Regions from separate parts of the Homo sapiens genome. Here all the other regions are linked to region 1. Evidence: read pairs that join two places in POLR2A ChIA-PET (ENCODE). Cell type or tissue: GM12878. All regions are shown on one strand.

Region 1 (2,500 bases):
CCCAATACACTGAGAGCCACCAGCTCTGCCCTCAGGGAACATGAAACATGGCTAGAACATTCCAGTTAGCAGCAGCTTCCCAGTCTTGGTTCCAAACTGCTTCTGTTAAAAGAATCACCAATTCAAAACACATGCACTGTCATGAACCCTCGCCCCAATCCAGATGCTCCACTCCTTGGGCCCCTTTAAGGGTGAACATGAATATCACTCAGGCTCAGGCCCTGTTATCCAGATGCCATCAAGAGGGATCAAGGCTTTCCTTCTATCTCCATTTCCGAGCTAAGCCTAGATTGGACCTCCTTTTTCAAAGTACATTCTAGGACTACCATTTTATGTGATCAAATAAAGGGCCTATTTATATCTGAGCTGTGTCAGGGATGAGTAAACAAAATTCTTCCACTGGGAATTTGGGCACCTTCTATATTCTATGACTCTTTTTTTGTTTTTTGAAACAGAGTCCTGCTTTGTCACCCAGCTTGGAGTGCAGTGGTGTGATCTTAGCTTACTGCAACCTCCGCCTCCCAGGTTCAAATGATTCTCATGCTTCAGCTGCCCAAGTAGCTTGGATTACAGGAATGTGCCAACACACCCAGCTAATTGTTTTGTATTTTTAGTAGAGATGGGGTTTCACCATGTTGGCCAAGCTGGTCTTGAACTCCTGGCCTCAAGTGATCCGCCTGTCTCAGCCTCCCAATAAGATTACAGGTATGAGCCACACTGCCCAGCCCACCTTCTGTGTTTCTTTACTAACAGAAAAATGTAGCCCTTTGCAAAAGTGCATGCATGCAGCATGATAGAGAATATCTTTCAGTCTTGCTCCTTTAGGGGTATATCTTTATTCTTTATGTATTTAATAGCTGATTTCAATAATAGCTCATGTTCAATGAGTGCGTACTATGTGCTGGGCTTTCCATGTTTTAAGCTTTACATGTTTTAGCTCATTCTTAGCAATTCCAGGAAGTAGATGCTGTCTTTAGCATTTTGGTTTTTTTTTTTTTTTTTGGGAAGCAGGGTCTCACTCTGTCTTCCAGGCTGGAGTGCAGTGGCGCAATCTTGGCTCATTGCAACCTCCATCTCCCAGGTTCAAGCTGCTCACCTCAGCCTCCCAAGTACCTGGGACTGTAGGTGTGTGCCACCATGCCTGCCTAATTTTTGTGCTTTTTTGGTAGAGATGGGGTTTCACCATGTTGGCCAGGCTGGAGCATTTTGATTTTACAATTGAGGCAAAGAAGGGAAGCAAATTGCGTAAGGCTGCCAGGTAATAAGTGACTGAACCTGGCCAATCTAATTCCAGAATACATGCTCCTGAGCACTCTGTTAGTTAGTATTCATTTTGGCTGTGATAGCAGAACCCAAAACAACAGTGGTTTAAATTAAATGGAAGTTTATTTCTCTTAGGTAGAAGTCCAGAGGTTAGTCCAAACTAGATAGTCCAAAACTAGACTAGAAGCTCAACTCCACACAGTGCTCAGGGCTCCAGGCTCCTTCTCTATTCCAGTACTCCTAATGTGTAGTTTCATCCCCAACATCCAAAATAGATGCTAGAACTTCAGCCATCTCATCAGTATTCCAAGCAGCAGGATGAAAGAAGAGACAGGATAGAAAAGGGATGAAACACATGCCAGTTGTTTACTATGGACTGTTCCTGGATGCAGCCATGTGACATTTCTGCTTACATCCCACTGATCATAGTAGCAAGAGGGCTGGGGGTAGTTGTTATTCTAGGTGGCTTTGTGACTGGTTATAAAGTAGAGGATTTTATTACTGAAAGAAGGAGAGGAGTAATCAGAGGCTAGATGGGTATATGGAGGGGTAGAGGGAGATGTAGCTGGAGAAAGGGGCAGGGCCTGGGTGATGAGAACTTACCAAGACCCTACATTTCCCCACTCTAATCTTTGGGTTCATTTTCCATTCCAGCAGGTACCAAGGGAAGGCAGGGCCATCCCTTGAAAACCATCAGTTTTGACTGCTGCCTGACCCCCTGAAGCTCTGTAATCAGCACTCCTAGAACACAACTCAGGTGTCCACCTTGGTGGTAAACTTTAGGCAGGTTCCAGCCTGGGACCATCAGTTCATTGGGTTCAAATGGAGGTGGGTGGCTTCTGATTGGTGTCTCCAGAAAGCCCCAAAAGGGAAGGTGGTGTGGGGGAGGAGGACACTGTGATGGGCCACAGCCTCAGAGTGGCTTTTGCCTCTGAACCTCCAGAGCGAGCCTGGAAACCAGCCACGAGAGAGTAACTTCATGGTTTCCAAAGCTCCTTTGCATATGCTATTTCCCTTGAAACATACAAGATTGTGATAGGGCTTGCTCTGCTCCCTGTTTTGCCAGTGAGGAAAAAGGAGTCAGAATCCTCCTGTAATTTTCAGTAGGATAAGGTGAGGTCTCAGAATCTGTCTTTTCACAGGGGTGCCAGGAGATTCTTATGTTTAAAAAACTTTGGGAAACACCAAGCTCAGGGTGGCAAGTGATATAGGAGGGCCACATCTTAGGGGACAGATA
Region 2 (2,500 bases), 840 kb after region 1:
ACTATTCCTTCCTCATTTTTGGCCGATGTCCTTTGCTTATAATTTCACTGAGAAAAATGGGAAAAACTGGAAAAGAACATGTTTCCTCAACCACTGTCCTACTGGCCAGCATCTGTGCCTGTACACTCTGCCATTTCTTCCAAATGAACTATCTGTTCATGCTCCTATCAAAAGTGACTTCTCCCTTTGAGCTTTAAATCACATCCTTCTTGCTCCAGATTTTTTCCCTCTCCATATCCTACATCATCAATTTTCTCTCCTGAGATGCATCATTTCCATCAACATAGGACGGAAGGAAGGAAGGGAGGAAGCGAGGGAGGGAGGGAGGGGTGGAAAAGGAAGGAAAAAGAAGGAAAGAGGGGAAGAGGGGAAAGGAGCACTTTTCTTGACTCCTATTTTCCCCAACAACTACCACCTCACTTCTCCGACTCGTACTATAGCAAAGTTCCATGAAAGGATTGGCTATATTCTCCATCACCAAGTCTTCTCTTTCCTACTAAATTCACTGCAGTCAGGATTTGATCTCTCCCACTTCAACAGACTACACTAGTCAAGGTGCCAATACTCTCCACATTCCTGAATCCAGTGTTCAATGCTTAGTCCTCATCTTATTTGACATAGAAGCTGCTTATGACTCCATTATCACTCCCATCTTTCTTAAATCACCATTTGCTTTCCAGGACCCTACACTCTCCTGATCTTCCTCCTACATCACAACTACTCCTTCTCAGGCTCTTGAAAAGCTGAAATGTCCTAATGCTTAAGTCTTGAAACTCTTCTTTCTTGACTCTCTCTCCTTTGATGATCTTAATCAGGATCATGGCTTTAAATAACATTTAAATACTAATGACTCTCAATTTATTATTCAGCTCACATTTCTCCCTGAATTTGACTTGTATATCCAACTGCCTATTTGATATCTCCTGCTTGGACATCTAATGGGCATCTCAAATGTCACATGAGTGATAGCAAACTCTTGATCGCCTCGCTGTACGCATATACATACACACAAAAAAATGTTTTCTCCATCTCAGTAAATGGAAACTCCATCTCTCTATTTGAGTATTTTGAGAGCCTTGGCATCAATCTTTGATCCTTTTTTTTTTTTTTTACCACTTGTTTGTTGTCAAATTCTGTCAGTTTCATCTTTAAACGACATCCACAATCTTACAACTTATAGCACCTCCACTGTTACCAATGTGGTTCAAGCCATTGCTATTTCTGGCTGGGATCATTGCAATAATCTCCTAATGCTCTCCCTGCTTCCTCCTTTGTTCCTTCATTCTGTTCTCAATGTAGCAGTCAAAGTCATGCTGTTCAAACTTAAGTTAGGTCAAAGTTAAGTCACTGCTCTGCTCAGAACCTTCCAAAGGCTGCACACCTCACTCAGAGTGAATTCAGCTCTCATGGTGACCTATGTGGCCTTACCAATTCTAACTTCATCTGTTACTACCCTTCTCTTTTGTCCACTGTGCTCTTCCTAAGGCGCATTTCTGCCTCGGTGCCCTCAGACTTACTTTTTTCTTGCCTAATTACATGGTCTACTCCCTTCTATCCTGTAGATTTGCCCAAATGTGATCTCCTCAGGAAGACTTCCTCTGTCCCTTCCTAGTCCACTAGCAATCCCCACCTCTACTTCCTTGCTTAATTCATCTCCTTAGCATTCATCACTGTCTAACATACTGTAAGGTCCTTATTTATTTTATTTATTGTTTGTTTTTTCTGGACAATCTCTGGGAGCAGGAATTTTTGTCTAATTTTTCCTTGTTAAATCTCATATCAAAAGTATGCCTGATACATAATAAACATTCAGAAATTATGTGTTCAAAATATGAATCATATCATTTAATCCTCTCAACAAATTTATGAAGCATATTCTGCTCTATTCATTTCAAAGAGGAAGAAAATAAGGCTTAGAAAGTTTAAGTAACTTGTGGAAGCTCACATTGATGATCATTGCTGTTTATTTGGCCTGATCCATTTACAGTAGGGTACCATTATATTGCTTCACCTTCCATAATATTCCATCTCCTAAAACCAGTAGCTTTCAGGTTTAGTCCTACCACCTCTAATCGCTAGTCCTTTCCATGCCAATTCTCTTTGCCTGAAGTTGTCAGCATTTCCACCATAGTTTCTACTGGGCTTTTGAAGTAGAGAGCCATACTTTTCCATGTTCTAACTCATTCCCTGCCCCAAGCGGACCAGTGAGACAAGAAGCTCTCCTTTAGTTCAGTCAGATACTGAAAAGAAATTCTACAAATGAGAACATTCTAAGTAGACTGTCTATAGCCTATTGGATATGAAATGTACTTTATCAAACTTCCTTATTGTGTATTCTTCCTGATCACTCCAGATAAGAGCTTTGACCCTGAACACAGGAAGTCCTAGTTCCAATTTTGACTTTTCCATGTGCTAGCTGTATGACCAAGAGCAAGCCTCTTAATTTATTTTTGACTCAAGTTCCTAATCTACAAATAGTTCCTCCTCAAGAGGGTGATTG
Region 3 (2,500 bases), 110 kb after region 1:
AATCACCAGTAACTGACCCTTCTTCACAACGAATCCAAAATTATTGTTTTAGGGAAACTCAGTGGACTTCAGGAAAATTCAGAGAAACAATTCAATGAAATCAAGAAAATAATAAATGACCAAAATGAGAAATGTAACAGAAAGATTGGAATTATTATTTAAAAAATCAAACAGAAATTTTAGAGCTGAAAAAAAAATGTATACAGTCAAATTCAGAATATTCTAATACTGTCATGGTGATTAAATCACTTATATCTTTAGTATGAAAGTTAACAGACAAAACTATTAAAAATAATAATAGCTACAATAACTTGTTAAGGGATATGCAGTATAAAAAGATATACGTTGCAAAATCAAAAGCAAAATGTGGAGAGGTGGAGTAAAAGTGCAGAGGTTTTTTATGTTATCAATTATGTTATTATCAGTTTAAAATAGCCTGTTATAACATGTTTTATGTCAGCCTCATGGGAACAACAAAGCAAAAACCTAATAGTAAATACACAAAAGATGAAAAGTAAGGAATCAAAGTATATCACTAGAGACAATCATCTAATCACAAAAGACAGCAAGAGTGGAAGAAAGGAACAAAAGATCTATAAAGCAACTAGAAAACAATGAACAAAATCGCAGCAGTAAGTCCTTATCTATCAATAATTACCCTGAATGTAAATGGACTAAATTCTCTGATCAAAAGACACAGATTGACTGAATAGATACAAAAATAAGACCCAACTACCTGCTGTGTACAAGAGACTCACTTCACCTTTAAAAAATGGACACACATAGATTGAAGTGAAAGAATGGAAAAGAGCTCAGCACAGTGGCTCACATTTGTAATCCCAGCACTTTGGGATGCCAAGGCGGGAGGATCCCCTGAACTCAGGAGTTTGAGACTAGCCTGGGCAACATGGTGAGACGCCGTCTCTACAAACACCATGGACATATCATCCAGGCAGAAAATCAATAATGAAACACTGGCCCTAACAGACATATGTAGAAAATTCAATAAAACAGCAACAGAATACACATTCTTCTCAAGGGCACACAAAACATTCTCCAGGTTATATGATATGCCACAAAACAAATTTTAATACATTTAAGGAGACTGAAATCGTATCAAGTATCTTTTCTGACCATATTGGTTTGAAACCAGAAATCAATAATAGAAGGAATCTTGAAAAAAATCATAAATAACTGGAAATTAAATAACATGCTCCTAAACAACCAATAGGTCAAGTAAATTAAAAACGAAATTAAAAGTATTTTGAGACAAATGAAAATGGACATACAACACATCAATACTTATGGGAGGTGGCAAAAGCAGTTTTAAGAGGAAAGGAAGCTTCGGCAGTAAAGACCTATAACAAAAAAGATGAAAGATCCAAAGTGTAACATCCTAGTGTTACAACTGAAGGAATAGAAGAACAAATAAAACCCAAAGTTAGTAGAAGGAAAAAAATAATAATGATCGGAACAGAAAAAAATGAAAGAGACTAGAAAAACAATAGAAAAGATCAATGAAACTAAGAGCTGGATTTTTGAAAAGAAAAACAAAATCCACAAACTTTTAGCTAGATTAAGAAAAGGAGAAGATTCAAATAATATCAGAAACGAAAGAGATGTTACAACTGATACCACAGAAATACAAAGAATTGGCTTTTTCAGCCACAGAGCTCAATGCAGCTCAGTGACGTTATAAATGCTAATGAACTTAAGGTCTGATGTGTGTTTGAAAGAATCAGCGAAGCTTTTCTTTTTTCTTTTGTTTTGTTTTTTTGAGATGGAGTCTTGCTCTGTCACCCAGGCTGGAGTGCAATGGCGCAATCTTGGCTCACTGCAACCTCCACCTCCCAGGTTCAAGTGATTCTCCTGCCTCAGCCTCCCAAGTAGGTGGGAATACAGGTGTGCACCACCACGCCCAGTTAATTTTTGTATTTTTAGTAGAGACAGCATTCCACCATGTTGGCCAGGCTGGTCTCGAACTCTTAGCCTCAGGTGATCTGCCCACCTGGGCCCAAAGTGCTGGGATTACAGGTGTGGGCCACCGTGCCCCACCCATCAAAGCTTTTCAAGTAGATAAGAAGTATCTGAATATGGGACCACTGATATATTCAGAACAGAAGTTTTTGCTTTCTTTGTTTCTTTCATGGTGGTAGCTGGGGTGAATTTTTAGATGGTCCCAATTTTCTACAGGAATGTTTAGATGAGAATTTTTTGTTTCTGTCCTGTGGTTGAGTTGGTGCCACAGAGAATTTCCATAAAATTCAATTCCATTATTTAAAATAGTTTTTTTTAACTAGTTTTTCTATCAACCAGCCCCAGTCTGAAACTTGACACAGTGTTAACACAAAAGAGCAAGTACTTAATCTTCGTTCACATACTCTACCTACAAAGACATGACCTACAGTAGTTCTTCAAGCAGGTCAGTTTTAGGAGACGTTAATTCTATCTAACTAGACTAGCTATTTCACAACTATGTAAGACAACTTTATAAACTTTG

What was found. ChIA-PET counts read pairs that join two places held together with the same protein. Peaks named below come from ENCODE experiments on the same cell type or tissue, not always from the same donor. Only the 100,000 strongest peaks of a DNase experiment are listed, where the experiment ranks them.
Region 2: POLR2A ChIA-PET joins it to region 1 with 8 read pairs; 2 of 35 experiments call an interaction of 5 or more read pairs at or near these places.
Region 3: POLR2A ChIA-PET joins it to region 1 with 8 read pairs; 6 of 35 experiments call an interaction of 5 or more read pairs at or near these places.

What each region holds. Positions count from the first base shown.
Region 1 is chr12:101,941,964-101,944,463 of GRCh38, forward strand. No RefSeq gene overlaps it. Among named protein-coding and RNA genes, the nearest start is that of DRAM1-AS1, 21 kb to the right of the region's middle. In GM12878, no CTCF peak of the experiment used is centred here; no DNase peak of the experiment used is centred here; H3K27ac peaks cover 420 bases.
Region 2 is chr12:102,781,659-102,784,158 of GRCh38, forward strand. No RefSeq gene overlaps it. Among named protein-coding and RNA genes, the nearest start is that of LINC00485, 41 kb to the right of the region's middle. In GM12878, no CTCF peak of the experiment used is centred here; no DNase peak of the experiment used is centred here; H3K27me3 peaks cover 120 bases.
Region 3 is chr12:102,053,587-102,056,086 of GRCh38, forward strand. All of the region lies in intron 2 of WASHC3 (WASH complex subunit 3), which reads right to left. Among named protein-coding and RNA genes, the nearest start is that of WASHC3, 7.2 kb to the right of the region's middle. In GM12878, no CTCF peak of the experiment used is centred here; no DNase peak of the experiment used is centred here.